3 separate regions of the Homo sapiens genome follow, and all the other regions are linked to region 1. A link is a loop called in an ENCODE intact Hi-C map of the cell type or tissue named here. Cell type or tissue: MCF 10A. All regions are shown on one strand. Region 1 has its middle 90 kb from the start of URB2. Region 2 overlaps GALNT2 (polypeptide N-acetylgalactosaminyltransferase 2). Region 3 overlaps LOC105373162 (a long non-coding RNA gene).

Region 1 (8,000 bases):
TGAAAGAATTTCTCAACAGTAGGCCTTTGCTACAAGAATTATAATTCTTTATGAAGTTTTTCAGACAGAAGGAAACCAGATATAACCTGGATCTACACAAAGAAATGAAAAATGCCATATATAATTAGTATGTAGGTAAATGAGATGTTTTTTTCTTATTTTTACTTTTCTTAAAAGATAAATTTACTATTTAAAGCAAAATATAGTCACGCATTGCTTTGCAATGTGGATATGTTCTGAGAAATGCATCATTAGGCAAATTCATCATTGTGTGAACATCACAGGGTGTACTTACACAAACCTCAATGGTAAAGCCTACTACATACATAGGCTGTATGGTATAGCCTATGTTCTAGGCTACAAACCTCTACAGAGTGATACTGTACTCAATACTGTTGGTAATTATAACACAATGGTAAGTACTTGTGTATCTAAACATAGCTAAACATAGAACAGATACAGTAAAAATAAAGTATAAAAGATAATAAATGGTACATGTGTATAGGGCACTTACCCTATATGGAGCTTGTAGGGCTGGAAGTTGCTCTGGGTGAGACAATGAGTAAGTGGTGAATGAATGTGAAGGCTGAGGACATTACTGTACACTACTGTAGACTTTACAGACACTATATACTCAGGGTACATTAAGTTTATATAAATATTTTTTTCTTCAATAATAAATTAACCCTAGCTTCCTGTAATCTTTTTACTTTATAGGCTTTAAAAAATTTTAAACTTTTTGGCTCTTTTGTAATAGCATTTAGTTTAAAACACAATCATATAGCTGTACAAAAATATTCTTTCTTTATATCCTTATTTTATAAGCATTTTTCTATTTTTAAAGATTTTTAGACACATTTTAAATGTTTTTGTTAAAAACAGACACAAACACACATATTAGCCCAGGCCTACACCAGGTCAGGATTGTCACTGTCTTCCACCTCCACATCTTGTCTCACTGGAAAGTCTTCAAGGCAAAAACACGCATGGAGCCGTCATCTCCTATGATAACAATGCCTTCTTCTGATACCTCCCAAAGGACCTGGCCAAGGCTATCTTACCATTAACTTTTTTTTAATAATGTAAGCAAAAGGAATACACTCTAAAATAACAATAAAAAGTATAGTATAGTAAATACATAAACCAGCAACATAGTCATTTATTATCACTATCAAGTATTACATATTGTGTGTAATTGTATGTGCTATACTTTTATATAACCGACAACACAGTTCATTTGTTTATACCAGCATCACCAAAACATGTAAATAATGTATTGTGCTACAATGTTACTAAGTGATAGGAATTTTTCAGCTCAATTATAGTCTTATGGGATCACTGTTTTGTATGGGGTCCATCACTGACCAAAACATTGTTATGTAATGTATGACTGTAGTAACAATCTATTATGGGGTTTATAACATATATAAAAGTAAAAATCTATTAAAACAATAGCATAAAGATAGAAAGTATACTTTGGAACTATGGTGTTACAGGTTTCTTTTCTTTTTTTTTTTAGATGGCGTCTTGCTCTGTCGCCCAGGCTGAAGCGCAGTGGCGCGATCTTGCCTCACTGCAACCTCCGTCTCCCAGGTTCAAGCGATTCTTGTGCCTCAGCCTCCCAAGTAGCTGGGATTACAGGCACGTGCCACCTTGTTGGCTAATTTTTGAATTTTTAGTAGAGATGGGGTTTCACCATGTTGGCCAGGCTGGTCTCAAACTCCTGACCTCAGGTGATCCGCCTGCCTCGGCCTCCCAAAGTGCTGGGATTACAGGTGTGAGCCACTGCACCCGGCCTACAGGTTTCTTAATTGTACTTGAAGGAGTATAATATTGTTTTTTTCATTTTTGTCATTTTTAGAGACATGTTCTCAGCTATGTTTCCCAGGCTTGGAGTGCAGTGGCTATTGACAGGTGTGATCATTGTACACTAATGCCTTGAACTCCTGGGCTCAAGAGATCTTCCCACCTCAGCCTCTGAAGTAGCTGGAACTACAGCTTGCCTGGCTAAAAATTCATATGTTAAGTCTTAGAACAACACTTAAAAATAAAGAAAACAGAGAAATAGCTAATAAGCCAATATTAGAGATAAAATGGAATCCTAAAAATATAATCAGTTATCCAAAGAAGGCAGGTGAAGTGAAATAGCAACAAAGAAAATATGAAGATAAATAAAATACAAATAGCAACATGGTAGACTCAATTCCAACCATATTTGTAATTATAATAAAGAATCTAAACACTACTATCAAAAGTCAGATATTGCCAGAGTAGATATAAAAATCGAGACCCAATTATATGAAGTCTACAGACACGCTCATTAAATATGAAAACACAGGTGGATTAGAAGTGAAAGAATGAGAAAAAATATACTATGCAAACACTACCCATTAAAAAAAGCTGATGTGGCTATATTAATATCAGGAAACTAGATCTCAGAACAGGAAATATTACCAGAAATAAAGAGGAATATTTTATATTGATAAAGGGGTCAGGAAGACATCATAATTTGAAATATGTAAGCACCTAAAAACAAAGCCTCAGAAAAAATCAAAACTGAAGGAACTGAAAGGAGAAATAGACAAATGCATAATTACAGTTGAAGATTCTGTTACTCTTCTCTCAGTACTTGATAGAACAAATAGACAGAAAATCAGTCATGGAGATATATGAGACCTAAACAATACATGATATTGGATGTTTAGTAGGACTGTTGTCCTGTAATTAGCACTGGGGGCTACAGATAAAAATAACAGGCTTTAAGTACCCTATATTCTGGAGAAAGCTGCCAAACATTGGGGCCAGCACCTCCCTAGTAGAAGACCATCAAATTAGCCCTGCTCCTCCCTACCGTCATGCCAACAACTACCTGCCTTACTGCCAACCCATATGAGGAAACAACTGGGAGAATGAAAGTTGGAAGTCTTCGGGCCTTGGGAAGTGTCCAAAGCTCATAGCAACAAGCCTTTGAGGTTGGAGACCAGAAAGACTTGTTTTCTGGTCATGACCCTGCTGACCCAAACAGGATCTGGTCCAGACAGGACAAAGTAAAAAAACCATCAGGAACCGCCAGGTGGCGACAAAAGTGATCCCTAGCTGCCCTCATTGCTCATTAGCATGAGACACTCCCACCAGCACCATGATCATTTATAAATGCTATGGCAACGACCTGGAAGTTACCATTCCTTTCCTAGAAAGTTCTAAATAACCCACCCCTCAATTTGCATTAACCTGTCCCTTAATTTGCATATAATTGAAATTGAGTATCAACACAGTTGCTAAGAACCCATGCATTGCTGACTCTGGGCTGCCTATGAGGTAGTGCTGCTCTACAAGGAACAGTACCGTTCAGTAAAGGATTGCTGTCTAACACCACTGGCTCGCCCTTGACTTCCTCCCTGGGTGAAGCCAAGAACCCTTCCGGCCCAAGCCCCAGTTTGGAGGCTTGCCTGTCCTGCGTCAGTTTCCCAAAACATAAACTTTGGAAGGGGCCCATAAGAAAATTCCTTGTAGAGCTTGAGGGCACCTGCCTAAAGCTAAGACTACTACCTCTCTCTAGGCAGGATCCTTGCTGGGTTACTATAAACCAGCAGTCCCATAATGATACTGTCAGCAGGAGAGACAGCAATTGGAGAATGGTTGGAAAAGATTGGTCTGTAGTTCTTGGAGTTGTGCAGCACTTGTGAATTTACAAAAAGGCACTTTATTTTCTGGAAATTTCTGGAAGTAAAAAGCTTATAGGAGCAGCTAAAGGTGGAGGGGGAAGCAAGGCCTTGGGTAGTGGTTATTAGTATCCCCTCCCAGCTCTGGAGGCAACTCACAGAGTTCGGAGGGGATCACATATTTCCTGTGGCCCCACATACAAGTAGCCAGAAGATGGAGGAGACAGAGGCCGCAGGGAGGCCTGGGGGCAAGAGAGGCCACTCTCAACGCAGGATCCTGAACTCTGCCTCTTTTCTTCTTCTGGTCTTGAACACCACAGGAATTAGGCCTTGAGAATAAGTGAGATTCAAGAGAATAATAATCCTCAAATCAGACCCCCGCTCCCCGCTACACCTTCCTTCCACGATGCTGCAGTGAGCGGCCGGTGAGAGCAGCCCACATCCTCCTTCCTAACAGGCCCCTGAGCTCTGCGGAGCTGTGGAGGAGGGATGAGCTCAGGTTGAAATCCGACCTGAGCCTGGAATTTGAATAATTCGAAGTGACTGGAAACCCACAGCTCTGCCAAAAATGTTGCTAAGGTAAAGAAAGAGGGGAATTAACAGAGCACAGTGATTGGAAAAACATTACACTATTTCGAGCTAATATCCCACTGAGCTGAGAATGCTTAACAAAACCAGACTGAGTATTACTACGTATCCAAACTGTGCACATATTTGTCATGGCTGTCACCATATTGGTATGTATTACATTATATTTATATGCAATAGGGTGCTTAATAATGCACCTATTGTTGAGCATTTAGGTTATTTCCAATATATTCTTTTTTAGAAACAAGCTTGCTATAATTGGTATAAATTGCTCTATTTTTCTTCTTAGCTATTTCCTTAGTTATATGCCTCAGCTCTCAACTAAAATGGCATTTACTAATGGAAAGTCTTTGCTCCCCTGCTAAAGTCTGGGTTAGACTTCTCTCCTATACCACCCTTTGGCTCACCGCTTCAGTGCCTGTCACTCTATTGTGATATCCCATCCGGACAGCAAATGTGTATAAGTTGGTTTTCCTTCCGTTGTAGGTGACAGTGTGCTGTTCATACTGGCTTATACACAAAACGGGCCGTATTGGCTCACACACTGAAAGTCCAAGGGTGGAGCTGACTACAGGCCTTTCAGTCCTGAGACTCAGAGGACACCATCTGGCCATTTCTCTAATGTCTTTGCCCTGCTGTCTTTGCCCTGCCTTTCTCCAGGGGTTATTTCATTTTTAGGCTGACACAGCCCAGGGAATGGAGATGCCTACAGCAGCGCCAAGCCTCATACCTTTATACAATACGGCAGAAGAAAATGTATCTTTGCCACAAGCCCGAGCAAACATCTTTATTCATCTCATTAGCTCCACATGAGTTATGTGCCGTCTCTGAACCAATCATAGTGGCCAGGGGGTGAAATACAATAACTGACTTAAAATAGGTGTAGCTGGATGAGTGGACCATCCATTCACAGGGTGGAAAATGAGGAAGGGGTGTTTCTTTTTTTCTTTTCTTTTCTTTCTTTTTTTTTTTTTTTTTTGAGATGGTCTCCCTCTGTCTCCCAGGCTGGAGTGCAGTGGCGCCATCTCCGCTCACTGCAAGCCCCGCCTCCCAGTTTCACGCCATTCTCCTGCCTCAGCCTCCTGAGTAGCTGGGACTACAGGCGCCCGCCACCATGCCCGGCTAATTTGGTTTTTGTATTTTTAGTAGAGACGGGGTTTCACCGTGTTAGCCAGGATGGTCTCCATCTCCTGACCTCGTGACCTGCCCGCCTCGGCCTCCCAAAGTGCTGGGATTACAGGTGGGGTGTTTCTTAAAGAAGGTTTCGAGTACATTTAACACAAAGAGGAAGCATGTGTCACCGGTAGAGGGTCGTGACTGCAAGTTGTCCAGGTTCTTGGCGTTTTGAACAAAGAATTGGACAAAATGTTCTTCAAAGAAAGAAAGAATGAAGCAACAAAAGAACGAAAGCAGGGATTTATCGAAAACGAAAGTACAATCCACAGTGTGGCAGCACACCCGAGCAGCTGGGCAAGGGCCCAGATACAGAATCTTCTTGGGTCCAAATGCCCCCTAGAAGTTTCCCATTGGCCATTTCATGCTCACCTCATGTAAATGAAGTGGTAGCTCACAATCAGTCTGATTGGTTGCAGAAAGCAGCCAACCAGAGGCTGGAGTGAAGTTACAAAGGTCACACTGCTGTGCAAACATCTGCTCGGTTACAAAAGGCAACCAATGAGAGGCTAGGATGAAGTTACAAAGTTATGCTTCTATGGAAACAAAGACTTGGCCTGCAACCAGTCTGATAGGTTGTGGAAAGCCAATTTCCCATCTGCTGTGCAGAAAAGGTAGGGGGTTTGTAAAGGGAGTAGTAGCCTCTGGTCTTTTTGTCACTTAGGCGTGGAAAGTTAGGGTTTTCCTTTCAATTTAGTTCTAGGAAGTTGGCGTGAAACAGCCTTAGGTTCCCTGTCTCCAGACCCTATTCTCCTGCCTCACCTGGATTGTGAGCCCGGAAAATATATATTCACTACATCAATAAATGTGTTTCTTTCCCTCCGTAGGATTGTAAGCTCTCAGGGCGGGGATTATATGGACTTCACCACTGTATTCACAGTACTCACAACAGTGCCCAGTGCATAGAAGGAAAATGCTTAGTGACTATTCATTGAATGAATAAATTCCCCAAAGTGGAATAACCAGGTTGGAAGAGCTAAACATTTTTTAAGACCTTATTACCTGTTGCCAAATTGTTCTCTAGAAAAGAAAGTACCAATTTATAGTAGAATTGTGGTTAAAAAAACACAACAGTATAATAGTAATATGTGCTAGGATAGCTATTTATACAAAATATTGCCAACAAGGAATTTTATTGTTTTAATTAATTTTTGGTAGTACAATATGTTTTTAAAGTAGATTTTTATTTTTATTTTATTTATTTATTTATTTATTTTTATAAAGATGGAATCTTACTATGTTGCCCAGGCTGGTCTCCAACTCCTGGGCTCAAGCCTCCCAAAGTAGCATGATACAGGTGTGAGCCGCTGTGTCTGCCCTTAGCAGATTTTTAAAGCTGCTATCTTCTACAAGCATTTTTCTGTTAACAAAGTTGATCATCTGCCCAGTGCTGATATTAATTATAAATTTGCCTATATGTTTTTATTTTTATTTTTTTTGAGACAGGGTCTTGCTTTGCCATCCAGGCTGGATTGTGGTGGTGTGATCTTGGCTCAAGTTATCCTCCTTCCTCAGCCTCCTGAGTAGCTGGGACTACAGGTGTGTGCCTCTAAGCTCAGCTAATTTTTTTAAAAAATAAATTGAGATGGGGTCTGACTATGTTGCCTGGGCTGATCTTGAACTCCCGGGCTCAAGTGATCCTCCCACCTTGGCCTCCCAAAGGGCTGGGATTACAGATGTGAGCCACCGTGCCTGGCCTACTTTTTTAGTTTCTTGTAGGGACTGGACCTCATTATATTGCTGAGGCTGATCTTGAACTCCTGAGCTCAAGTGATCCTCCTGCCTCGGTCTCCCAAAGTGCTGGGATTACAAGAGCAAGCCACCACGCCCACCCTGCCTACCTATTTTTTTAAAGACATTCAGTAATATTTTATGAATTTTTTTCTCTAAATTACATCTTCCAGTACATTTCCACAGTGATTGGTCTCTTAGGACTTTTTTTTTTTTTTCCTTTGTTGAGCCAGGATCTCACTCTGTCACCTAGGCTGGAGTGCAGTGGCACAATCATGGCTCAGTGCAGCCTTAACCTCCTGGGCTCAAGTGATCCTCCCACTTCAGCCTTCATGAGCAGCTGGAACTATAGGCATGAGCCACCATGCTGGCCTAATTTTTAAAAAGTTTTTTTGTAGAGATGGGGGTCTCACTATGTTGCCCAGTATTTCTGAGGATTTTAAAAACTGTGATAAAATATATAACATAAAACATAGCATCTTAACTATTTGAACTGTGCAGTTCAGTAGTGTTAAGTACATTCACGTTGTTGTGCAACCAATCTCCAGAACACTTTCATCTTGCCCAACTGAAATTTTATAGCCATTAAACAATAACTCCTAACTTTTTCCTCCTCCTCCTGTCCCCTGTCAACCATCATTCTACTTTTTGTCTATTGCTTGAATAATCTGGGTACCTCATATAAGTGGAATCATAAAGTATTCATCCTTTTGTGATTGGCTTATTGTGACTTAGCATAATGTTCTCAAGGTTCAACCAGGTTGAAGCATGTGTCAGAATTTCATTCCTTTGTAGGGCTAAATAATATTTCATTGTATGGATATACCACATTTTGATTTTCCATTC
Region 2 (8,000 bases), 370 kb after region 1:
TCCTGCAGCCCTTTGCTTCTTCCTTGGGTGGGGAATCTGAGCCCCAGACAGCATGAGGAAGCTGGTCAGGGTCCCCCCCAGCTGGTGTGAGGACCGAGTGGCCCCTGGGGTTCTGCAGGTAGCTTCAGGCCAGAACCCTTTCCCCATCCAGTGTTCAGTGGCCAGGAGATTATTTCCCAATTCCACCCTTAATCTTTTCCAGCTTGTCTTTGAAAAATTATACCGAGATATGGTTTTAAGTGCGTGCTGTTTAATTTTTTAATACTCTTATTGGCAATTGGATTTTTCAACATCTTGAGCTGTTACTATCTGAATATAGCGTGTTAATTTGAAAACTTTTCTGCAAGGTTTTAATTAGGAAATGTTCTTTCATTAGTTCAGTTTCTGGCTTGCTTTTGAAACTGCAGATGAGTGACAAGTGGAAGACAAATTAATAATTGTGGCAATGCAACAAAGCCCCCCTGTGAGGGCTGAGGACTAGTTCTGTCAATTAGAAAAGTGCTCACGTGGCTTTGCTGATGGCTCTAATTAAGACAACTCACAACTGGATTGCAGATCAATAGATACACTCTGTGATGATTTTAAGGAGGAATGACCTGTGTGAAAACCCACGTTTGGTCATGCTAACCATGACGAGGAAGGATGGCACAGTGGTTGGGAGCCTGGCCTGTCATGTTAGACCTGGTTCAGATCCTGCTGTTACTACGGAGTAGCTGTGGGACATTGGCTTGCGTTTCCTTGTCTGGAAAAGAGAGTTAGTGAGTTGATGAAGATGATGCTGACGAGCTTAGTGAGGACGTTTATTTGTGCTTGCTCTCCCTTCCTGCAGGTACTTCTGGGGCTGGTCTGGCTTGACTTCTCTGACCCAGGACGGGTCTTGCTTAGAGCAGACCTGCAGGTCAGTGGTGACATCAGGTGTGAATTTTTGGACTAGGAGTGTCAGTCGGGGTGCAGAGGCACCTGGTGAGGCAGGCTTTTCCATCCTTCTTCTCTAGTCCGTGTCCCTCCTTTGGGCAATGTGGAGTTGCCTTCAATCTGGGAAGGTCTCTGTTTCTTTGTGTAAGGTGAAGCTGTGGTGCTGAATGAAGCAGGTGTCACATTTGGGTTACATTTTTAAGGTTCTCTAATCGGTCAAAGTGCTGTGTAAGTTTCCAGGGGCACCGTAGAACAAAGCAGGCTTAATGGATTAATGGACATGATTGAGTGAGCTGATGGGTTGGTGATTTCATAGGTGTCTGGCTTTAAGCCCTGCCTTGCCTTTGCAGTTCCACAGCCATTCAGGCTGGTCATCTCTTCCTAGGGCCTCTGGAGTTGGCCTACCTTGGAGAGATCTCCAATGTGCCATTCCTCCTGCAGCCGACTCTCCTTATCCCTACTTCCTCAGTGCTGAGCCAGAGGAGAGTACCTTTTATCACTTCTGTATCATTTATTTATTTCGGGAAGGGAGTGTAGTGGCTGCCAGGAGAGGGAGGCACACATATAAATTGTGGACAAAGCCTAGAAACCTAGGCATTGCCCCTGCTCATAGGAAGTCATATGCATGGAACATACGCACTGGAGTGCTAGTTAGACAGCTGGGATGATAGAGCAGGGGATCCAGGCTGATACATCAGGGGAACTTGCAGAGAGAATAGGGGATCCAGGATGATAGAGCAGGATAAGGACAGCTGTGGATGGAGCAGGACGACTGGATAATGGAGCATGGAGCCAGGATGATGGAACAAGCAGCCAGGATGATGGACAGGGAGCTGGGATGATGGAGCCGGGAGCTGGGATGATGGAGCAGAGCAGCTGGGATGATGGAGCAGGGCAGCTGGGATGAAACAGCAGGGAGCTGGAATGATAGAGCACGGCAGTTGGGATGATGGAGGAGGGAAGCTGGGATGATGGAGCAGGGAAGCCGGGATGATGGAGCAGGGAAGCCGGGATGATGGAGCAGGGAGCCAGGATGATGGAGCAGGGAGCCTAGATGATGGAGCTGGCAGCTGGGATGACAGAGTGGGGAGCAGGATGATGGAGCAGGGAGCCAGGATGATGGAGCGGGGGGGCCAGGATGATGGAGCGGGGAGCTGGGATGATGGAGCAGGCAGCCAGGATGATGGAGTGGGGAGCCCAGATGTTGGAGCAGGCAGCCAGGATGATGGAGTGGGGAGCGAGGATGATGGAGCAGGGGAGCCGGGATGAGGGAGCAGGCAGCTGGGATGACGGAGCAGGGAGTGGGATGATGGAGCAGGGAGCGGGATGATGGAGCGGGGAGCCAAGATGATGGAGCAGGGAGCTGGGATGTTGGAGCAGACAGTTGGGATGATGGAGCAGGGGGCTGGGATGATGGAGCTGGGGGGCCCAATGATGGAACAAGAAGCCAGACTGATAGAACAGAGGAAATGATCTGAGAAACAACTTTGAAAGGTCACCTGCAGCCCCCTGATGCTTGCATTATGTTAAAATGTTTGAAAATTTAGAATCCTCATTTTAAGGCATTGATCTTTCCTTCAGAAAGCTGTCCTTGCTGTTAAACGGTGTCCGGAGAGTAAGGAGATGGTCAGCACTGAGCATTTAGTTTCTTCAGAGGAATGACAGTGGGGGTTACTCTGTTTTTACTTGGAGTATCTGGATTGTTCAGGACCAAGTAAAACTCTGTAAGAAAGGGTTGGAAATCCTGGTGGGCCTCTGTTAGCCCTTCCAATAGAAGGGGGCCGGAGGGGGCCCACTGTCTGTGTCCTTGGACCTGCATGCAAGCTGAAGGAAATGGTGCCTGCTGCACATGGAGGAGCTGGAGCCGTGGACAGGCCTGAGCTCATCTCCATCAGCACCCGGATGTTGGCGTACATGCCTGTGAAGGTGAGGGTCTGCACTTCCAGCAGCCCTCCCCCTTTGTATGTCACTTTGGACACCCGAGATTTCCCTGATTTGCCTGGAGCCTCTGTGTAATTTTTAATTTGATCCCCTGCGTCCCAGTGGACTGTGAGTGTCTTGAGGCCAGCACAGGCTTGGCCCCTCCCACAGCAGGGAGACAGTGGGGAGCCAGGCTAACATGGGCCCAGGGATGTATATTCTGGAAGGAGGGCAGGCTGGGGGACGGTCACGCCAATATCAGAGTGTGAAGTGGGGCTCCATGAGAGGTGAGTCCTCATCAGGAAGGGCCGAGGAGGGGACCTGTGGGCGAGGCCTGTTGACCAGAATGATCCAGTGTGGCAGAAGGCTGTCTGGGCTTGGAGAAGATCCTGTGCAGAGATCCTGGGGCCAGAATGAACTTGGCATGTCTGGGCAACCAAAGGAGGAGGGCAAGCTGGTGAATGGGACGTGAGGTCAGAGAGACAGCCGGGGGATGGTGAGCATTTAGGATCTGATTTTGTCTGCCCTGGCACTTCCTGTGTCTGGCTCAGCACCGAGACGTTGCTAGGTGAGGGAGATGAGGCTGAGACTGGTGGGCTCGGGGGAGAATGGCTGAGAGCCAGGGTTGTGGAGGGTCTGCCACATGGGGGACCATGCCTCACAGGTTCAAGGCATCCCTGGCCCCTGGCTCCCTCCTACTCTCCTTCAGCTGTTTGCCTGCTGGGTGACTCAGCTATGGGCTACCAAGTCATTTTGCCCTTTTCTGCTGGGATCTGCGTGCTGAGTCTCTGACTGGTAACATGCTGTGGTTTGGCAGCATGCTTGGGAGTTGACATCATTTCTGGGTGCAAGTCTGGCTTTTTCTCCCTGGTGCAGGGTGAACATGGGATTAGGGGAGACAAGAATGTCTGCTTTTTCGTCCAGACATGCTGCCTTGCTCTTGCAGCTGAACAGACCCCAGCTGTATTTGTAAGTTAAGCCCTTAAATCCTGTGCCCTAAAGGTGGAGGTGCCATTTCATCTCCGAGAAGTGGAGAAAGATTGTGCAGTGATGCTGAGGTACAGGAGAGAGCTGATGAGGAATAGAATGATCAGTTGTTTGTAAGCAATCTCCTCTCTTCTGGCTCTCTTTAGCAAAAGTTTTTATTATTAACTCTCCTTTCACCACTGCGGATGGCAGACATACCTGACGGCAAAACTGAAGCATACCCTGACAGTGACCCTGTGGGGCAGACACACCTGAATGTGTGTTTGGAGTTTTGAGCTAAGGAATCCGGGAGTGGCCAACCTGGAGATTCATTCCTTGTTTATGAGGAACATCTGAGCCCCTATCCTGTCCCGTGGAACACTGGGCATACAGATGAGCGAGGCCCTTTGTTTTGGGTTAAATGAAGGTTGCCCCGTGGAGGCTGTTAGAGGATGCTAGGTGGAAACTCTATTTATAAACCACAGGCTTCAAGCAGTTGCAGTTTTCCTGCCCAGTCCACTGCCACTGGGCCATCCCTGTGTACAGGTTTCCCACTCGTAAGCCCCTGTGTCTCATTTGCTGGCTCTGGGTCTCCTTCAGCTTCTTGGACCTGGTGCCGTCCCTGTAGGAGTTCATTAGGGGTCTGGCATGATCCAGTTCATCACTGGAAAATGGTTCTGAATGTAGGCGGTAATGTTTGTGATTGTCTAGGTTGAAGTCCGGGGCAGTCTACCTGTTTAGGCAAGATGCAGGATTAGGCATCTGAGGTTCTCTTATTCATTGCATTTTGGATCTTCTGGAGCTCCTCCTGGCTGGTTATTTTAATGCTCTATACCTTAGCCAACCACTTACAGAACTGTTTTGATAGGCCACTGACTTCTGGTGTAGACGTTGGGGGTGAAGGATGTTTGACAGATGGGACGGAGATGGATTTATGTTTGTGAAATGTTGGGGAAACCCGAGGCAATACCTGGAGCCCAGAAGAGTGGGCTCACCGTATGTCCACAGCTCTATCAGTGCCCCTAAGGTGATTGGAAACTGCTTGCTGACCTGCCTGGTTAAGGAACGAACTCGGGTTCCACCAGAAACGTGCTGAGAGATTTCCGTCCACCTTCATGGAATTCACAGAACAAATGACAAGATTTTAATCCAGGTCTTGGTATTCCTAGGGTGCCAGAGGTGAAACTGAGAAAATTTTGCTCTCAATTATTTGGCGAGTTTGTAGGTAGAGAATAATACGAGCTCCTGGAGGGCTGGAATCTGGAGGCATTTCAGCAAGGGTTTAGAAAGGGTGGGTGATGGTGACTAGGGATACAGCACGTTGCTCAGCTCTGGGCTGAGAGGTGGTTAGTTCAGCCTGACGACCCAGCAGAGCACCTCCTGGTCATTCTGCCGGCCCTTTATCTGGTGAGGTAGGGCAAGGAGGGAGTTGGAGTGAGGAAAAATGCCTAAGTCAAGGGAATAGAGGGAGGGCAAGATAAGAGATGGCCCTTGTGCGAGAACTGTCTGCATTGCTCACTCTTTGGAGATTGATGCTTTCTCCATTTTACAGTTTTTAGGGGGATGTTCTTACTGGCAAAGGAGGAAAACAGCTGTAAAGTGAGCAGTTTTTTTTTCCCCCGTGTGTTAAGGGAATTTATTTTCCTTTTCATTCTTTGTTCCTCCTTGGCTCACCCCTGCTCAGGACATAACTTTTGCAGAAATGAGGATTTTGCTGCAGCCTGAATCTCCTGGGTTGGATCTCTTAGAGCAATTAATAACTTGTTATTCATGTGTTCGGGGCACAGCCCTTTGTACTCAGTGGTGCGTCCGTCATGCTGTTTGTGCTATTGGGGACCACTAAGAGTGCTCTAGAAAGTTGGTGTGGGCAGTGCTGAGCTTTGGAGTCATGGAGTGGCTCAGGTGTCAGCCCTGCCACTTACCTGTGTGCCCTTAGACAAGTACCTTTCTATGTCTCTGTTACTCCTCTACGAGATGGAGTTTATCACAGGGTTTACTGCATGAAGCTGTCACAAGGGTTCAACAAGATGTTGCCTGGTGAGCACTTAACCCACACCAGGCACGTAGGGAGAAAGAGCTCAGTAGAGTGTGTGTGGGAGGGGTCTTCTTCCATCCCAGGGAGGGAGGTATTTCACCTGGGAAGGTCCTGGCTGGGAGCTGTCTTCTACCCCTTCTTTATGCAGCGGGCTCTAAGCCAGCATCTGGCACCGCCCTTTCCAAACCAGTGCACACTCTCCCCATAGGGAAGGGGCCTGGCCTGCTGGGGCATGCTTAGTTTCTGTATTTTAAGAGCTCCCTCATCTGATGACCGGTACTAATTACCGAATTTCACAAATGAAATATGTGCAGGGTGAAGGAATATGCCTGTTGATTGCACTCGAATTACTGCAGTAAAATTAAATTTCAAGGACTGCAGGAGCCTAAGATCCTTCTGCTGTCCTCCACTTCCCCCATCTTAATTGGTTTTCCTTGCCATCTGTCTTTCTTGCCTTTACTCCCCCATAACTGCCAGCCCGCACTGTTAACCAGCGGTTTTCAATCTGGCTGTACGTTAGGAACACCTGGGGAAAACTTTGAGCTGTAGATGCCTATCACCCACCCTAGACTGATTCAGTCAGAATGTCTGGCTGTGGGGCCCAAGTGTGTTTTAGAAAAAGCTCCCCATGTGTGAATGACTCTCACGCAGTCAGGTCTGGGGACAGCTGGTTAGGAAGGCGTCGCTGAGAGTCTCCATCTTTTGGGAGTAACTGCTGATGGTCATGGAGCCCTTGAATATCTGTTTGGACTTTTTGAGGGCTCTGAGCTTGAGCTTGGTCTTCTCTTTTGGAATACTTGGGTGTTTGCTTTAATATTCAGAGTTAAATATTGATGGGCATATAATGAAATGCCTACTGGATTACTGGACGATGCTTTTAGCTATGAGTACTTACTCTGGAAGCTCTGAGAATAATAAAAACGATGAACAGCAGATATTAAGTGACAGTTTAGAACAGAAGAAAAATACAAGTTTTCTTACAGGCTCTTGGCTAAATGAATATGGGGGTGGACTGGGGTATTCAGTAGTTGAGCAATCCTGGATTCTATTTTTCCATATTTGCATCTCCCCCCGCCCCCAATGTTTTTGCTTTATTTAACAATTTTTGGGGTAAAAACCATGTAACATAAAGTTTACTGTCTTAACCATTTTTAAGTGTACAGTTTTGTAGTGTTAAGTGTAGTCCTGTTGTGAAACTTTGTCATCTTGCAGATCTGGAACTCTGTATCCATTAAACAGTAACTCCCATTCTCACCAGCCCCTGGCACCCACCATTCTGCTTTCTGCCTCTGTGCACTTGACACCTCTAGGTGCTTCATGTAAGTGGAATCTTGTAATATTTGTCCTTTTCTGATTGGCTTGTTTTCACTAGCATGATGTCTTCAAGATTCATCTCTGTTGTTCTGTGTGACAGGGTTTTTTTTTTAATTCATTTTTATTGAGGTGAAATTCATGTAACATAAAATTAGCCATTGTAAAGTATACAGTTCAGTGACATTTACTACAGTTGTACAGCTACCACTTCTGTCTAGTTTTTTTTTTTTTTTCTTTGAGACAGAGTCTTGCTCTGTCACCCAGGCTGGAGTGCAGTGGCGCTATCTCGGCTCAGTGCAAGCTCCGCTACCCAGGTTCACCCCATTCTCCTGCCTCAGCCTCCCAAGTGGCTGGGACTATAGGGGCCTGCCACCATGCCTGGCTAATTTTTCATAGTTTTAGTACAGACGGGGTTTCATTGTGTTGGCCAGGCTGGTCTTGATCTCCTGACCTCATGATCCACCTGCCTCAGCCTTCCAAAGTGCTGGGATTACAGGTGTGAGCCACCGCGCCCGGCCACTTCTGTCTAGTTTTAAAACATTTTCATCCAAATGGAAACCCTATGCCCATTAAGCAGTTGTTCCCCATTTCCTCATCTCCCCAGTCCCTGGCAACCACTAGTGTACTTTCTGCGTCTGTGGATTTATCCATTCTAGATATTTCGTATAAATTGACTCAAGCACTGTGTGTCCTTTAGTGTCTGAGTTCTTCCACTTGCCATAGTTTTTGAGGTTCATTCAGGTAGTGGCATGTATCAACTTTCCCCCCCGACAGTTTTTATTATGGTAAAATACATATAACAAAACTGACCATTTTAACCATTTCTTTCTTTCTTTTTTTTTTTTTTTGA
Region 3 (8,000 bases), 130 kb after region 1:
AAAAAAAAAAAGGGAGAGGTTTCTGGCTCTGCGTGCATGTGTGTATGCGTGTGCGAGCATGTGCGTGTGTGTGTAATTCGAAGTTGGCAACTGGCCTTTCTGTCTGCTGAATGCTGAATGAAATTCCCATGAGGCCCTACTCTCTTTTTGAGATTTCCTCTAATTTCTAGGGTGCAGGCTGGTGCAGAGTCTTACATCTTTCTGATCTCCTTTGCTTCTGCGATTCCATCTTCCTCAAGGGCTGCCTCAACCACTGCTTATGATATGGATTCAGCCCCTTCTTTTATTTCCACAACATGGAAGTCACTTACACCAGGCTTTCCTGAGCTCAGCAAACTTCATTGAGGATTGCGGGGGTGTGGGGGGAGGGGGCATGAAGAAGTCACATAATGAAGTGCACAGCTTTGTGCCATTCCACTCGTCCCCCTCTCTGTTTTCCCTTCCCTCTCCCTCGCCCCTCTGGAAACAATGAATTCCTTTCCCTGGGATATTTACAGGATCTTCCCCCATTGGCTCTCAGATGTGGGGGTAATTTGGGACTCTCTCAACTTTTAACTATGGCAAGTATTTATCTAAGCATCTTTCCAACCAAAGTCAGGTATCTTCTGAAGAGCAATTCTGGTGCCAGCTATTATGTTAATAAAGTTTTATATATAGACATATACGTATAGGTATAGAGAGAGTACACATAAGAAAGAAGAGAATTACATACATGAAAATGTTAACACTCAGTGAGTATCTCTGGGTGGTCAGGATTATAGATGATTGTTATTTTCTTCTTTTTACTTTTCTACGATAAACATATTTTATAAAATGTGCACAATGCACATATATTAAATTTTAATAAGAAAAACATTATTAAAATAGTTTGTGAGCCATCCCTGACAAAGGCAAGGGCACAAGGAGCACGGAGGAGAAGGTCTGAGTCGGCCAGGGAGCGGGAGGGAACACCAGAATAGGGGACTTGGGGAGGAAACAATGAAACAAAGAAATGGGAAAGGAACCAGATCATCACTTGAAGGTAACATAATTTGGCTCCATTGTGTTCCTGCTTTAGGAGGTTGACTAACAATTACCATGATAATTATAACAATTTCAGGTTCCTCTTCTGCACACTGTACTTTCATTATCCTCCAAGGCATTGTGCTTGTTCCTAACATCCTGCTACTACAAAAGAAGAAGTCTAATACGTGCATCCTTAATTTTAGCGAGAGCCCATGCTTGGCTCCGATACAATACCATTTTCAAGTTGCCTGCATATGTTAAAATGAGAATTTTATTGTCCCATCCCACCACAACCCATTCAATCCCGCAGTAGTTTTTAGAAAGACCAATCATTTGGGACCAGAAAGAGCAATGCGTCTTCCCAAGGATACGATGCACCCACCTTCCTTCTGTCCGGTACCTCACCACACCCCGTCTTACTCTGGGGCTTTTCTTTTCCTTGCAACTGAGAACTACAGTTCTCTCAATTTTTATTCAACTTGGGGGTTGTCACCAGTGTTGGCATGACTCCAGCATTGGGATTTAGAAAGGGCAGGGAGCTGTTGAAGGGGAAGGGGCTGGTAATCGGGTTTGGGGATGGTAGAGGACAGGAACAGGCTCAGCAGCATCTCTCCAGCCCCACAACCCCACAAGAATTAAAGGGCGGTGAGCAGGGTGGCATGCAGTCATGATGGAGGGCAGCTGTTGGAGGGGATCACTGAAGCCCCTAGTGGCTGTGTACATAGTTATTTTACTTTTGACTCTCTCAAGTCTTCCCGTTTAACACAAACAGAGGCAATTATGACAAAGTCAAAAAATAACAGATGCTGGTGAGGAAACAGAAAAGAGAATGCTTGTACACTACTGGTGGGAAGGTAAATCAGTACAACCCCTATGGAAAATAGTATGGAGATGTTTCAAAGAACTAAAAATAGAACTACCATTTAATCCAGGAATCCCACTACTGGGTATCTGCCCAAAGGGAAAGAAATCATTATATCAAAAAGATACCTGCACTCATATGTTTATTGCAGCATTAATCACAATAGCAAAAATATGGAATCAACCTAAGTGTCCATCAATGGATGACTGGATAAAGAAAATGTGATGAGTGTGTGTGTGTGTGTGTGTGTGTGTGTGTGTCTGCGTGTGTCATGGAATAGTACTCAGCCACAAAAAAGAATAACATATCTTTTGCAGCAACATAAATCGAACTGGAGGCCATCATCTTAAGTGAAATAACTCAGAAACAGAGTCAAATACTGCATGTTCTCACTTGTAAGTGGGAGCTAAATGTGTATCCAAATGTGTACATGTGGAAATAGAGTATGGAATAATAGACATTGGAGACTCGGAAGGGTGGGAGGGTGGTGGAGGTGAGGGATGAAAAAGGACCTAATGAGTACAGTGTACACTGTTGGGCGAGGGTTACAGTGAAAGCCCAGACTTCACCACTACACAATATATCTATGTAACAAAGCTGCACTTGTACCCCCAAATCTATTTTCTAAATATTAATTAGAAAACACAATAAATCCTTCCCTCTTTAGCATTCTGACTCTTCCCATATCCCTCTTTCCTTATTACATTTCTTATATAATTCCTGGCTGGGTGTGGTGGTTTATGCTTTGGGAGCCAAGGTGGGCAGCACTTTGGGAGGCCAAGGTGGGCAGATCACTTGAGCTCAGGAGTTTGAGACCAGCCTGGGTAACATGGTGAAACCCAGTCTCTACTAAAAAAAAAATATATATATATATACATACATAAATTAGCCGGGCATGGTGGCACATGCCTGTAACCCCAGCTACTCGGGAGGCTGAGGCAGGAGAATCGCTTGAGCCTGGGAGGCGGAGGTTTCAGTGAGCCGAGATTGTGCCACTGCACTCCAGCCTGGGCCACAGAGTGAGACTGTGTCTCAAAAAAAAAAAAAAAGAAAAGAAAAGAAAAGAAAGAAATTCTTATACAATTCCTTATTAAATTATTTCCTTGTTAACTTTCTTAAAAGGGAGATCCACACTTACTGACTCATTCCTTGCCTCCGGTTCACTCCTCAAACAAGTCCTGTCTGGATTTGGCACCCACGGCTTTATGCACTGATGAAATTAGTTTCGCTGAAGGCAGGGCTAATGTCCTGTTTTCTAGCCCTCATCCTGTTTCAACTCCTTGCAGTAGCTGATATCACTTTCACTTCTTCCCTCACACGTTCTTCTTTCGCAGATTTCCCCACTTCTTGATTAGTGGCTCTGCTGCCAACCTCCAGTTGTCTGAGCTATAATCCTTGGCAATCTCCTCAACTCCTTCTTTGCCAATATTAGACATATCTATAGAATCCATCCTCTTTTTTTTTTCTATTCCTAGTGCTACTTTCTTAGTTTAACTTGGCACATTCTTCATCTGAATTGTCTACCCTCTGGTCAAACCACTATTTTTAGCTGTGTATTATTATTATTGATTTCTAAGGTAGTTGCATTGTGATCAGAAACCATGGTTTGGATAATGCTTTGAAATTTGTTCTTTGTGTTTTATTGTTCTAGTATGTGATTAATTTTTATGAATGTTCCATATATACATGGAAAAGCATTTGTATTCTTGAGTTGTTGGGTGCTATGTTTCATATGTCTCCAACAGATCAAGCTTGTTCAAATGTTCTATAGCCTTATTGGTTTTCTGTCTACTGAGAGAGGTATGTTAAAGAATCTCACTGTGATAGTGTATTTGTCAACCTCTCTTTGTAGTTTTGTCCATTTTTACTCTATGCTCTTTTCTTTCCCTTAGATCCAGGGACAGACTGGATAATCTATGTATTCTGAAGTTATGTTATAAAGGGCATAGAAGTTTGGAATTATTATTATTATTATTATTTTTGAGATGGAGTCTCACTCTGTCACCCAGGCTGGAGTGCAATGGCACGATCTCAGCTCACTGCAGTCTCCGCCTCTCAGGTTCAAGTGATTCTCCTGCCTCAAGCCTCCCGAGTAGCTGGGATTACAGGTACCCGCCATGTTGCCTGGCTAATTTCTGAATTTTAGTAGAGATGGGGTTTCACCATTTCAGCCAGGCTGGTCTTGAACTCCTGACCTCAAGTGATCCGCCCACCTTGGCCTCCCACAGTGCTGGGATTACAGGTGTGAGCCACCATGCCCAGCCCGGAATTATTAAATCTTCTTGTGATCTTTATTTTTTTATCTCTTTATTGCTGATAATGCTTTTCTCCTTAAAGTCTGATATAAATGTCATGATGTCAGCTTTCTTTTGGTTAATATTACCTGGTATATCTTTCAGTGTTACTTCGTTTTCACCCTTTCTGGGGTTAAGAGGTGGTGTAATACAAAGGCTAAATGTATGGGCTCTAGGAGGGGCCTTCCTGGGTTCAAATCACACTCTCATTAGTTATTTAATCTCAGGCAAATTATTTCACTTCCTTATGATTAACTTTTATTATTATTATTATTTTTTGAGACAGGGTCTCACTCTGTTGCCCAGGCTGCAGTGTAGCTGCATGGTCACGGCTCTCTGCAGCCTCAACTTCCCAAGCTCAGGCGATTCTGCCAACTCAGCCTCCCAAGTAGCTGGGACTATAGGCACATGCCACCACGCCTGGCCAATTTTTGTATTTTTTTGGAGAGATGGGGTTTTGCCATGTAGCCTAGGCTGGTCTTGAACTTCTAGGCTCAAGCAATCAGCCTGCCGTGGCCTCCCACAGTGTCCTTATGATTTACTTTTCTTATCAAAACAGTCTCTGTCTCACTGGGCTATTGGGAAGATTAAATAGATAAATACGGCGTAGTCAGAACAGAACAGTGCTTGGCACATGGTGAGGACCACGTAAGTGTTTACTCATTGTGATTAGATACAGCTCTTATAGATAGTGTATTGCTGGACTTAGGAAAACAAGAATGATAATCTTTGCTTATTAGTTTAAGAGTTTGGCCCATTTACACTTGTTTCAATTATTGATATAATTTTATTCATTTATATAAGAAAAATAAAAAAACCATAATTTTAAAATAATTTTATTTATTCATATGATTTTATTTTGTACTCCTGTCCTATCTTGTCTCTCCATTCCCCCTGCCCTCATCCTTTCTTGTCTTTTATTGGACTGATTGAATTATTCTTCTCTCATTTCACTTTTTCCTCCCTCTAAAAGTTTGAAAATTATGCATTTTAGTTCTGTTATTTTGGTGGTTACCCTAGATATTTTAATATCTATATTTAACTTGACAGAGTCCTCTAGAACAGTAAAAGGACCATAAAACACTGTACTGTTAGTCATATCCCTCCAGGATTATGCTGCTTTTGTCTAGAATTTCGTTTCCAGCTTGAGCTTTTTCTTAATCCTACAAATTGAGTATCATTGCTATTGTTTGATACAGTCAGTAATTACTTAATTTTCACATGGCTGCCATTTCTTTGTTCACCATCTTTTTTTTGCACCTCCGACCTTTTGGTGGGAGGGATCATTTTCCCTATTCCTAAATGCTGTCTTATTAAAGAAGTTCCTTTCATGAGAATCAGTTGGTAACAGATTCTAACAGTTTTGGTTTATCAGTATATGTTTTTACTTTGCCTTTGTCCTTGGAAGAGTGGCAGGAGTTTCAGTGCTTCCTGAACATTCACATGCTCTTCCCCTCCCCTGCAACATCTTCCCTTGCAGCTGGGTGGAGCCCTGTGAGTCACTCTGGCTGATGGACTGGGAGCCGGAGCCACAGGTGTCATTTCTGGACTGAGGCACAGTGAGCATCTCCAGCATGACCCTTTAGCTCTTCTCCTTCTCTGGTGATTCTGCAGGCCATGTGTTGAGATGGTGGAGCCTCAAGATGTAGGCAGCCTGGATTGATGAGTCACTCACTGTATGGTACACAATGTCCTGGAGAGTCACTTGATTAATAGGAGATTTTGGACAAACATAAAATAAATCTTTGTGTAAAAAGTCGGTGATATCTTGGCTCAGTTGTTATTAGCCTATGCAGTCTCGTAAAACCAGAACTTTCCCTTAGGATATTGAAAATATTGTTGTATTGTTTTCTGGATACCATTACTGCTGTTGATTTTATGAAATTGTCATTCTTTTTGTTGATAATCTGCTTTTCTTTCCATCGACTTTTAGTGCTTTTAGTGTCTTTGGTGTGGAGGGAAGGCATGGCAGGAGGCAAATCTCCAAATTTTTCTTGGCCAACCCAGCTCTCTCCCCTCTTGCCTGCAATTCTCAGAGAGAAGGTACTGAGAATGCAACACCCTGAGATAAGCAGGAACCATCTGAAACAGGCTGGGATTTATCCATCCAGGACATCTTCCTAGAACAGGATATCCTGCAAAGCTTGGGCTCAGCAAACCATGTTGCCCCTGGGGTATAAAAACCAAAACACAGCCCTTTCAGGGTCTCTCGGCTGGGATGCGAAGTGAGGCACGTGTAGACAAGACTCCATCTGCCCTGGGCAGCTTTCCTGAACCCGAGGGACTGGTTTGCCATGGATCCTCGGCTTCTGTTTATCTTTGCTGCTCACCTGTGAGTTGTAAATCTGCTTTGCCTGACTTGTGTGACAGTTCCATCTCACCAGACTCACTGGGACAGCCGGGCTAGTGCAAAACCTCCTGCTAGACCTGGAAGCCTGCCATATCTAGGAACCTTAGCAGAAAATGCAAGGACTTTTGAGTGTTCCTCTAGGATTAGCAACAGGTACACAGTGTTCCCCTCACAGGGATTGATACTGATGTATGTTATTCTGCTTCACAGGCACTGTTTAGAGTTTTGCAGACTGAGTGTTCATTTCTTATTGTTTATTGTTCTTGAGATTCCTTGGTGTTGCTGAATCTAAGGATTGGTGTCTTTCATCAATTCTAGAAATTTGTTGGTCATTATTTCTACAAAGTGTGGCTTTTCTCTGCTGTTTCTATTATGTTCTTCTGATGTTCTAAAAACATATATTTTGGGTCTTCTTTCTTGGTGATTTATTTCCGTTGATACCTCTTTTTCATGTTCTCTGTTTGTCTCATTTTGTGTGCTATTTCTTAATATTTACTTTCCAGTTCACCAATTTTCTCTTTGAATCTGATACGTTATTTAAGTCATTCATTGAGTTTCTAATATCAATTATATTTTCCCTTTTTAGAAGTTTTGCTTGGTACTTTTAGGATCTACCTAGTGATTTTATAGTCTTTTGTTCTTCACTTAGATATTTTTCTGAAATTCCCTGGTATTTCTTTAAATGTAATAATAGATTTTTTTTTTTCTGTATCTGATGATTGCCATACCTGTTGTTTTTGCAGTACTTATTTTGTGGTTTGTAGCTTCTGCTGACTTTCTCATGGTGACTTACTTCCTCATATATTTAGTGACTTTTGACTGGGAGCTCAAGTCCCTTGTACTTCTTAGAGTTGTGTTTTGCAGAGAGAATTGGGAATTGACACTTTCCTTTGCCAAGATCTGGGGAAGCGCCAACTTGGGATTACTTTATGTAGATATTTGTCTTGGAAGTTTTGAGGCCATTCATAGAGTGGGAATTCAGACTCCAGATCTGAATGAGTGTGGGTGAGTGGCTAGGAATTTTCAGAAGGTATGTGATTGATTGATTGATTGAGGGATTGCTATTTCAGAACCAAGGCAAAAACAGGCAGTTATTCCCTCTGCCTCCCTCTGCAGGATGGGCTGTGCCCTAGTTCACCCATGGGGATGTGTTACCTTACAGGAATGATGACTTTCTCGAAGGGTTTCTGACGTGATCTCCCACCCTGACCAGACACCTGGCTACTTCTAAACCCGTATCACCCCATCATCTTCTGAACCTGATCTCAGCCCCCAGGGATCAGCATGGAGTCTCAGAAAAAAACCTCATTTCTGATGCTCTCAGGATTGTGCTTGTTGCTATCATCTTAGTCAGGCGTTCAAAAGAATGTTTGAGATGTCTCCCCCAGCAGCTTTAGGTGTTTGTACTGAAAGGCACTATCAGAAATGAAAATTTTCAAATACAGCCTATGTGGCAGGCTCTGTTCTAGGCATTGGAAATCCAGTAAAC

Evidence for each region. Hi-C counts contacts between places; a loop is a spot of excess contacts. Peaks named below come from ENCODE experiments on the same cell type or tissue, not always from the same donor. Only the 100,000 strongest peaks of a DNase experiment are listed, where the experiment ranks them.
Region 2: it touches region 1 in a loop (10-fold over the local background); 2 of 110 quality-filtered maps call a loop at or near these places.
Region 3: it touches region 1 in a loop (2.4-fold over the local background); 5 of 110 quality-filtered maps call a loop at or near these places.

The regions. Positions count from the first base shown.
Region 1 is chr1:229,712,101-229,720,100 of GRCh38, forward strand. No RefSeq gene overlaps it. Among named protein-coding and RNA genes, the nearest start is that of URB2, 90 kb to the left of the region's middle. In MCF 10A, a CTCF peak has its summit at 3,081 (motif pointing right); a DNase peak (open chromatin) is centred at 3,071.
Region 2 is chr1:230,081,169-230,089,168 of GRCh38, forward strand. All of the region lies in intron 1 of GALNT2 (polypeptide N-acetylgalactosaminyltransferase 2), which reads left to right. Among named protein-coding and RNA genes, the nearest start is that of GALNT2, 18 kb to the left of the region's middle. RefSeq lists an enhancer at 3,095-3,636. In MCF 10A, a CTCF peak has its summit at 6,124; DNase peaks (open chromatin) are centred at 3,273, 3,613 and 6,043.
Region 3 is chr1:229,838,310-229,846,309 of GRCh38, forward strand. All of the region lies in intron 3 of LOC105373162 (a long non-coding RNA gene), which reads right to left. Among named protein-coding and RNA genes, the nearest start is that of LINC01682, 44 kb to the right of the region's middle. In MCF 10A, no CTCF peak of the experiment used is centred here; DNase peaks (open chromatin) are centred at 3,072 and 5,682.